Regions from separate parts of the Homo sapiens genome. Here region 2 is linked to region 1. The links are chromatin contacts, found by Hi-C or POLR2A ChIA-PET in ENCODE. All regions are on one chromosome and are shown on one strand. The core of a region is the stretch at or near the end of the contact, and the rest is flanking DNA. Distances in the headings are between cores, read along the strand shown.

What was found. Hi-C counts contacts between places; a loop is a spot of excess contacts on that map. ChIA-PET counts read pairs that join two places held with the same protein, here RNA polymerase II (POLR2A). Pooled maps may share reads with other maps.
Region 2: a loop to region 1 is called in a map of IMR-90, with 5 times the contacts of the local background. The contact joins two enhancer-like sites. A Hi-C loop is called at or near these places in 3 of 168 maps with a recorded cell type or tissue (IMR-90, ascending aorta and endothelial cell of umbilical vein) and 9 of 50 pooled maps. POLR2A ChIA-PET finds 5 or more read pairs at or near these places in 1 of 52 experiments (activated T-cell).

Annotation. Positions count from the first base shown.
Region 1 is chr10:31,523,719-31,528,905 of GRCh38, forward strand. It overlaps ZEB1 (zinc finger E-box binding homeobox 1), which reads left to right. Exons shown (of 9, transcript NM_001174096.2): 8 at 215-395; 9 at 2,954-5,187. The coding sequence ends at 3,546. Among named protein-coding and RNA genes, the nearest start is that of MACORIS, 180 kb to the right of the region's middle. Within about 2 kb of position 3,234, at least 2 of the 41 ENCODE cell types and tissues checked have a DNase peak (open chromatin) inside an H3K27ac peak, as active enhancers do.
Region 2 is chr10:31,805,566-31,810,752 of GRCh38, forward strand. It overlaps ARHGAP12 (Rho GTPase activating protein 12), which reads right to left. Exons shown (of 20, transcript NM_018287.7): 16 at 5,084-5,182; 17 at 3,665-3,742; 18 at 3,429-3,563; 19 at 3,084-3,186; 20 at 1-2,267. The coding sequence ends at 2,093. Among named protein-coding and RNA genes, the nearest start is that of MACORIS, 100 kb to the left of the region's middle. Within about 2 kb of position 3,251, at least 16 of the 41 ENCODE cell types and tissues checked have a DNase peak (open chromatin) inside an H3K27ac peak, as active enhancers do.

The DNA of each region.
Region 1 (5,187 bases), core at 1,984-4,483:
TCCCCAACCTCACTCTTGTCTTTGTCATCTCCACCTGTGATCTGGCCCCACCCTTGGGGCACATGTGCAGTGAAGATCAGTGTGCTTGCTTTGGTCAAGTCCTTGAAAGTATAAAAGTATAAGTTAAAGTAGTTCTTTATCTCATGCTTTTATGTATATCTCTTGTTTATCTTTTAATGTTAAATTACATTTTCTCACACCTTTCTCCCTCTAGGATGAAAGACAAGATACTAGCTCAGAAGGAGTATCAAATGTAGAGGATCAGAATGACTCTGATTCTACACCGCCCAAAAAGAAAATGCGGAAGACAGAAAATGGAATGTATGCTTGTGATTTGTGTGACAAGATATTCCAAAAGAGTAGTTCATTATTGAGACATAAATATGAACACACAGGTATGTCAGTGAACACAAACATAAAGTGTCCATGATATGATATACTGGAAGATGCAAAATTAAAAACTAAAGTTTTAGAATTTTCTTTCTTTTTTTTTTTTTTTATTTTGTTTTGAGACAAGGTCTGGCTCTAGTCACCCAGGCTGGAGTGCAGTGGCACGCAATCTCAATCTCGGCTCACTGCAACCTCCGCCTCCCGGGCTCAAGCCATCCTTTCATCTCAGCCTCCTGAGTAGCTGGGACTATAGGCACATACCACCACACCTGGCCAATTTTGATATAGACGGGTTTTGCCATGTTGCCCAGGCTGGTCTTGAACTAATGAGCTCGAGCCATCTACCCACCTCGGCCTCCCAAAGTGCTGGTATTACAGGCATGAGCCACCACGCTTGACCCAGAATTAATTTTCTTATTTTTTACTTATCTGATCTGGCCATTTTCACCTGTTTGCCCACTTCTACCTAGTACTTAAGGTCTGTGCCTTTCTTTTGGTTTTTTGCTTCATCTGTTTTTTTGTTTTTTTCATGACTTATTTCCTTTAAGCTGACACAGCATTTATTCTGTCCGCATTCATTTAATGCAAGCTTATGCTATATTAATAAAAACATAGTACATAGTACCCATTAATAAAAAATATGAGACCAGTGGGCTAAAGTCATAGGGAGACAGGATCTGGCTTCATAAAAGAAAAAGCTGCTTCATAAGCATGCGGCAAGCTGTCCTGGCAAGTCAAGATCTTTTGTTTTAAGTAAGAAGTTCTGCCTAAGAGGTTGGACTAGAAGATTCTAAGATCCTGTAATTCTGAGATCCTGTAATTCTGCCACAAAATATGCCTCCTTAGGTTGACTCAGGGATGGCAAACTATAGCTCACAGGCCAAATGTGAGCATACGCATGTTTTTCTATGAGGTAAGAATGGTAGTTTTTGATTTTGTTTTTACATTTTTAAATGATTGGAAAAGATGAAAAGAATATTTATGACTGATGAAAATTATGTGAAAGTCAAATATCAGCATCCGTAAATAAAATTAGTTGGAAGACAGCATCGCCTATTCATTTACATTTTGTCTATGTCAGCTTTCATGCTGTTCTACAATGGCAGGATTGAGAAGCTACTACAGAGACCATTTGGCCTGCAAAGCCTTTAATACTCACTACCCTTTACAGAAAATAGTTGCCAACTCCTGGCCTATTTCATTCCTTCCATCAGTGAAGTACTGATAAATTTTAACACCTGGTTCTCTGAAGGGTGGGGAAGCCCTGATTTGTAGTGTTTGCAGCTTTTTGTGGCATAAATACTCCCATCATGGTGGATTTCGAGCTTGAATGTGATGTCAGCTTGCAGAATTCCTGAAAATTTAGCAGTAGACTCTCTCCAGCCAGTACAAACTGGCTCCAGCACACTCCTGTGTCTCTCTCTAACATGGGTTGCTGTAGAAGGGGCTGGGTTTATCCTGAGCTCTTTAATCCCCTACCTGCTCTTCCCTGCCCCCACTACCAGCCATTATGACTACAGTATCCATATTTATCTTTCATATTCTTAACTGTTTCAGTGTATTTTTTACTCTTGTGAGAAAAGATAGAATTGTTTTTCCTTCTTCAATCTGTGGATTCATACAGTGACACTTGGAAGGTTCTTGGAGCTAAAAACTGGTTACATAAGAGAAAGTCACACCTCTCAAAATCAGCCCCTTGTAACTCAGTCCTCTGGTTTTCAGAGATCTAAGAAGAGTTAGAAAATCCCCTTCCTCTTCAGGCAAAGTTAAATATTAGCAAATATCAAAGTGAAAAATATATATGAAAAACTACACTATTTCTAAAATTAAAAATCATTTCTGCATTTGTTAGTGTTAACTGCTTGATAGCTCTGAAATTGGACATTATCGATCCTGACTATGATCAGTTGTTGCCAGTCCTTTTCATGTCTGGGCAGCAACACTCCTGTAGCCCATGCGTTCTCAGGAGGGGCAATATTGCCCTCACGGGCCAAAACTTGTTTCTTAGGGGGCAAAAAAGTCTGAGATACTACAATGGCTGTGGTTTTCTAAAGAAGCTCAGTATATATACTGTATATTTATGAGTTTTATCGTATATAAAAAGTGTATAGTAAACATTAAAATTTCACTGGGAGCAGAGCTTGTGACTAGGAAAACAAAATGACTAAAAAGGGACCTTGTAGTGATAATGAACACAAGGTGAGCAGCAAGTCTGTCCCTGTCTGCCCTCACTGTGCTCGTTCACTACCAGACATCTCCTCCCAGCTGCACTTGGCCCATTTTCCACCTCGCTGTCATGATGCTTGTATTTTTGGCATTTCAATGTCATGTAGCTCCCATTGACCTAATCATCTGCACAGCAGAGTGTAGAGCACTACGTTTTTTAATGTAAAGAACAAACCAAATTGCAATATTATATTACAAAGAGTTTGGGACCTGGAAATGTTTTAAAAATGAAACTAATAACCCTCCCCTTTCTACAACATGAAGTACCCCAAAAACCGTATAAGGATTTTATTTGCTGAATACCACCATTTTATTTAACAGAATTCTTATTTTGCAGGTAAAAGACCTCATGAGTGTGGAATCTGTAAAAAGGCATTTAAACACAAACATCATTTGATTGAACACATGCGATTACATTCTGGAGAAAAGCCCTATCAATGTGACAAATGTGGAAAGCGCTTCTCACACTCTGGGTCTTATTCTCAACACATGAATCATCGCTACTCCTACTGTAAGAGAGAAGCGGAAGAACGTGACAGCACAGAGCAGGAAGAGGCAGGGCCTGAAATCCTCTCGAATGAGCACGTGGGTGCCAGGGCGTCTCCCTCACAGGGCGACTCGGACGAGAGAGAGAGTTTGACAAGGGAAGAGGATGAAGACAGTGAAAAAGAGGAAGAGGAGGAGGATAAAGAGATGGAAGAATTGCAGGAAGAAAAAGAATGTGAAAAACCACAAGGGGATGAGGAAGAGGAGGAGGAGGAGGAAGAAGTGGAAGAAGAAGAGGTAGAAGAGGCAGAGAATGAGGGAGAAGAAGCAAAAACTGAAGGTCTGATGAAGGATGACAGGGCTGAAAGTCAAGCAAGCAGCTTAGGACAAAAAGTAGGCGAGAGTAGTGAGCAAGTGTCTGAAGAAAAGACAAATGAAGCCTAATCGTTTTTCTAGAAGGAAAATAAATTCTAATTGATAATGAATTTCGTTCAATATTATCCTTGCTTTTCATGGAAACACAGTAACCTGTATGCTGTGATTCCTGTTCACTACTGTGTAAAGTAAAAACTAAAAAAATACAAAATACAAAACACACACACACACACACACACACACACACACACACACACAAAATAAATCCGGGTGTGCCTGAACCTCAGACCTAGTAATTTTTCATGCAGTTTTCAAAGTTAGGAACAAGTTTGTAACATGCAGCAGATTAGAAAACCTTAATGACTCAGAGAGCAACAATACAAGAGGTTAAAGGAAGCTGATTAATTAGATATGCATCTGGCATTGTTTTATCTTATCAGTATTATCACTCTTATGTTGGTTTATTCTTAAGCTGTACAATTGGGAGAAATTTTATAATTTTTTATTGGTAAACATATGCTAAATCCGCTTCAGTATTTTATTATGTTTTTTAAAATGTGAGAACTTCTGCACTACAAAATTCCCTTCACAGAGAAGTATAATGTAGTTCCAACCCGTGCTAACTACCTTTTATAAATTCAGTCTAGAAGGTAGTAATTTCTAATATTTAGATGTCTTAGTAGAGCGTATTATCATTTAAAGTGTATTGTTAGCCTTAAGAAAGCAGCTGATAGAAGAACTGAAGTTTCTTACTCACGTGGTTTAAAATGGAGTTCAAAAGATTGCCATTGAGTTCTGATTGCAGGGACTAACAATGTTAATCTGATAAGGACAGCAAAATCATCAGAATCAGTGTTTGTGATTGTGTTTGAATATGTGGTAACATATGAAGGATATGACATGAAGCTTTGTATCTCCTTTGGCCTTAAGCAAGACCTGTGTGCTGTAAGTGCCATTTCTCAGTATTTTCAAGGCTCTAACCCGCCTTCATCCAATGTGTGGCCTACAATAACTAGCATTTGTTGATTTGTCTCTTGTATCAAAATTCCCAAATAAAACTTAAAACCACTGACTCTGTCAGAGAAACTGAAACACTGGGACATTTCATCCTTCAATTCCTCGGTATTGATTTTATGTTGATTGATTTTCAGAATTTCTCTACAGAAACGAAAGGGAAATTTTCTAATCTGCTTTATCCATGTACTTGCATTTCAGACATGGACATGCTATTGTTATTTGGCTCATAACTGTTTCCAAATGTTAGTTATTATGGACCCAATTTATTAACAACATTAGCTGATTTTTACCTATCAGTATTATTTTATTTCTTTTAGTTTATAGATCTGTGCAACATTTTTGTACTGTATGTCTTCAAACCTGGCAGTATTAATACCCTTCTTACTGACATATGTACTTTTAGTTTTAGAAAACTTTTATATTTATGTGTCTTATTTTTATATTTCTTTATTTATTACACAGTGTAGTGTATAATACTGTAGTTTGTATTAATACAATAATATATTTTAGTATGAAAATTTGGAAAGTTGATAAGATTTAAAGTAGAGATGCAATTGGTTCTCCTGCATTGAGATTTGATTTAACAGTGTTATGTTAACATTTATACTTGCCTTGGACTGTAGAACAGAACTTAAATGGGAATGTATTAGTTTTACAACTACAATCAAGTCATTTTACCTTTACCCAGTTTTT
Region 2 (5,187 bases), core at 2,001-4,500, 280 kb after region 1:
GAAAACGCAAGACATTAATCTCACTGTACATACAATATTACAATAAACTGATTAGCTGTAGACTAATAAAACATTTAAGACTTCACACACACACACACACACACACACACACACACACACGTACCTTGAAACAAGAAACACAGGACAATTTTAATCTTTGATATATGTTCATGAACACCAAGAACAAGAACATCACTGATTTGAGTCTAATTGTTTTCCTGGTATACAATCACTAAATAAGCAAGATCTAAAGCATATTGTATTATTAAGGACATCTTTAGGCAAATATAAACATTCTGATTTAGGGCTTTTTCTCCCCACCCGAAACAATCTGCTTTAGCTATCAAGTAGTTTGGTTTGTTATCAATTTAACACGCTCACAACAACAAATACAGACTTTCTACCACAAAATTCAGGTGAGAGGTTTTTAGACAGATCATACAAAAAAATACTTGTTCCCAAGGAAGGCAATCTGTAAATTATAAATGCAACCCTAAGAAAAAAAAATCCTGGTCACAAATCACTCGCTTTCAAATATTGATGGAGAAATAAAAAGTGTACGTTGTGGGTGGAGAAATGTTGGCATGGAAGAGAGGAGAAAAGGTATGAAATGAGGAAAGTGTTATTTGCCACAGGAAATATTGGATTCAGTTGATTTTTAAAAATGAGGTATAACAGTATGCCAGTAAATGAAAAAACAAAAAAATTAGAAACCAAAATGCACATTTCCAATGGAAAAATCTCTAAACCTCTTATAGTTTTATTAGACATTTCATGTACAGAAGTTAATCTAGAAAAATACATTTTAAAAATCTTCAACAGACCATGCTCCCTGTAACAAAACCTTCCAAACCCTGTGTTTTATTATACAAAGCAATCTACATTAGTAGGTAAAAAGAAATTCTCAAATTTAGCAATGTCATTTTCCATCCAACATCCATCTAATTTACAGATGGGTTTCCACTATTCATACTGGAATTAGAATTCTGTAATAAATTTTTTCTAATGTTTTCTGTACATATTAAATAACCCAAAAGGTTCCTCTTGTAGTGCATGTGCCATTTAGCAAGTCTATTCAGTATTTTTCCAGTACCATTCTCATTACAGTGATTTGCCTGTAAATGTAGTTAATATCTAAAAGTGCACACAGTTAACTTTCCCAAATAACGGACTATTTCTGGAGGAAACCTAATATTCACAGAAAAGATTACCAATAACAATGATTAGAAATGTAGGGTTAGAATGTACTCTGAGACTATACAACACAATTATATACACAAGCTAAAGGACATTAAGTCTTTAGCCTATATTTACATAAAATAATGTGTGTTTCCACAGGGTCATACCAATAACTCAGTATGGTACTAGATATAATTAGGATTGTTAGCTACAATTCAGTATAGCAAGACAGCCCTAAAATGCCCTGAACTGACTTCCGCTAACTAAAACTCCAGTATATCACAGTGTTTTAAGTAATATTAGTGTGCTGCCCAAACAAGCAACTAAGATATCCAGTAAGGATGCTGTGTAACACAGTAAAAGACAGCAAGCCTTCATCAAGGGGTTATTTTGGGGTTATAATGAATTTTGGCACTTAAGACTGCCACTGCATGCAGAAACCCCGAAAAAGAAATACACAGGTTTCAAAATGGATATACTTCATTTTGTTTAAAATGCCCAAGAGCCTTTGCAACATAACTGAAAGTATTGTTCTATCAAGTCATGAATCTTGAGAAGAAAGTACATTATCCAATTTCAGGGAAAAAAAATACAGTTTTCTTACCAAATTATCCAGTGTATATGACTGGTTAGAATTTTAAGTTTTGATTTTTACTGAAATTCAGAGTATGAAATGCAAACATTCAGGATAAAATGAATTCATAATTACACGCAGTTATATCAACTTGCAACAAAGCAGCAAATATGAGGGCCTAACACACATCTCGACTCTCCCCTTCCCTTCTGATCCCTCAAAAAAAAAGTGCAAAATCAAAGAGTCACTGCTTGGTCCAAAAAATAAAATACATTGTGTATAAACATTTGAAATCTGATGGAATCCAGCTTCTATTCCACAGGTTGTCTTCAGTAAGAATCAACGTCCGAAGATGGAACTCAGTTCCAGAAGAATTAATTCTACAATCTGATTCTGGTACACAGTATGAACTGCTATATTACCAGTCTCTTTTTCTGGTTTTAATAGAGTGGGACCAAAAACAATTGCTATACTCTGATAGGTCATTCGATTTTTCTCTCCATTTTCTATAACTCTGAAGGGAAAAAAAGAAGTTGTTAAAAGAGAAAATAAGAGAGAGGGAAAATTCTTCAAATGGTATTATAAACCTAACAGTTTGCATTTTAAAAAGAGAAGTAATACTTATTTTCCTAAGGTGATGCATAAACTATTTAACCAAGTAGAATTCTGTCTAAATGCCATGTGAAGCTTTCTTTTTGATAAACACAGCTGAAAGATACAATTAAGCATACTCTAACAAACTTAAAATGTGTGATATTTTAGCTTAGTTTTTAAAATAGAACATTTAAGTATGAGTTACAATTCAGGTAACAGTGACTGCTCCATTAAGTTGATGGGAAAAAAATCTCATTAGGGTGTGGAGATTAAACTTTCCATTTTACTCATTTTATGTAATTTCTTTAAAAAAAAAAAACTCTCTCTAGCTGGGATTTTTTGTTTTAGTATTCTAGTGTACTTTCTATCAGATGAAAGAACTTGGTTATTAAAGTGGCTATGTAGTAACCTAGAACCATGACGGTAACTTAATACACCTCAATTAATATCCAATCTCATCTTCATATTAACCTTAGCAACAATTTCTGAACACCTACTATGTGCTAAGCATTACATAAATACTTCACATATAATACCTACTTTACTGTATTCTTCATAGCAAATCATTTACCCATGACAGACTGATACTAAAAGGAGTTGAGTAACTTTTTCAAGTTACAAAGACAGCAAGTAGCATAGCTGGGATCCAAATCTGAGTCTGAGTGACCCTGGCCCCACAGGCCTTCCCGCTTCCCCTTGTGCTATACCACATCCCATGACTGGGCAGTCCTCCTACCTTCTGAGATGTCGGAAAAGAATCTGCATTGTGTCTTGGTTTGGCTTTGGCAACTGTCTGATTAGGTCCTTAACAGCAGCGACTCGCTGTCTTGGTTCTTGCTCTGAAAAAAGATAATAACCAGATATTTTACAGCAAATTCTTATGAAACTGAAAGCAATGTCACAGTTTGGAAGCTGATATTTGGTAATACACAGTGACATCTGGTGGTCACATTTAAAATGTTTGGAGTAAAACAATCTGTTGAAAATACTTGCTTAAAGTAAGATAAAAAAAATTGGGTGGCTTAATCTGTGCAAAGAATTTTCAATATCTAGAAAAAACTGAGTAGAATTACATACTTACTAATTGCATTAACAAAATCATTAAAATGATTAAATGTAAAAAGAGGTTCTGGTAATTCTCGAAAAAACATTTTGAGGGCTCCAGTAATGACATGAATATCTTCCCATTTACTGTCATTCAAGTCCAATTTCTCATCTGAAAAACAGCAGGAATTGGACATTTTAAAAAATTACTTTAAGCCAGTTCAAAAAGTTATGAGTGATGCATCTGAATAACAACAGTAAATATAATCTTACCATGATTGACTGCAAACCTTAGTTTCTGGATCACTGCGAGGTTGCCACTTACTCTGTATATCCCATCAATATCCAAACCTAAGAGACAATAATAATTTGTGTGTGTGTGTGTTTAAAGTACTTCTTTGCCTCTTCTGAACACGTTTGCATGTGTCAGAATTCCCACTCATTTGCATTAGCCTAAAATCAAATGGGCAAATATTCTTTTTCTCTAAATGGCTTCTGGTAGATGCTTGGCAGGGGAGAGAGATGGAGATTCGCTCTGAATTCTGTTTAATAAACAGCAGTAATTCTACTCTGCTCATCATATAGACTGTGAATCAGCTCAAGGAAATGGTTTCATTAATCTTAAAACACTAACAATTTCAAATTTCTGAAAACATCTGGGGATAATTCAAAATTAAAGGAAGTCAGCAGGTAAAATCAGCCCATGCATATTTTGCATACCATTTTATAATGTAAATGCACATATTGTAAAAACTTTATTGAAGGCATCTGTCATATTAAGTGTTTGTAATAAGTAAACTTAATATAACCACTAAATTAATGGTTCTATAAAAACAATACATAATTTGCTATAATTTATTATTTTCTTTTATATGTGAAACAGAATCATCTGAAATTCATACAATTAAGCCCCGAAATTTCAGGTATTCATTAAATGATAATAATGTACAAATTTACTAAAGCACATTATTGAATGTACTATTCATTTAGCTTCAAATTAAGACAATAGTGTAGTATCCCTATTGCCATGTTGACAAGAAGAGTCAGTGGGACAAGAGATCTGTAACTGGCAGAAATTACAAATTGAATTATGTGTTTTAATTGTACAAAATCTCTTTCATGATATACAGAGATAAGTTAATGTGATTACAATATACTAATGTATATAAAACTAGTATAAATATTATAGCTATGTTTAAATTAATCACAATAGAAATTAGTTTGTCCTATTTTACAGAAAATGACATAAAAATTTTTATCTCGTGAGACATTTGTGGTTGACTTAACCATTTAAAATGTCATCTGATTTTTAGGACAGAAGAAACTTAGTAAGTAAACACAATCTCCTCGGATCTTATACATTGTCAAATTATTTCTTAAAAACAAGCTCAATTTCACAATCACTACCTTCTTCATTTTAAGCAAATGCTTAAATGAAATGGCATCAAAGAATAGCATATACTTAATTAACTGTGAGTACCAAACATTCAGCAGATGCCTGGAGAGATCTTAATTTGAAACAGGTGTAAACATGTAAGTATTTGTAAACAAAATTATTTTCTTAACATCTTAGGACTATAAGGAACTTCTGTTTGCATCACTCAAAATCATAAAAATTCTAGGAATTTTGATGGCAAAACAAGAAGCTGGTTTGCTTAATGTTAAAAAAAAAAATCAAAATCCTTCTCTTACCATGTTCTTCAACATGTTCAATACATAACTTCACAAACTTTGGTACTGTGCCATTCTCTCTCTGACACAGATTAGCGAGATTGGATCCAAATACCTGATCTGAA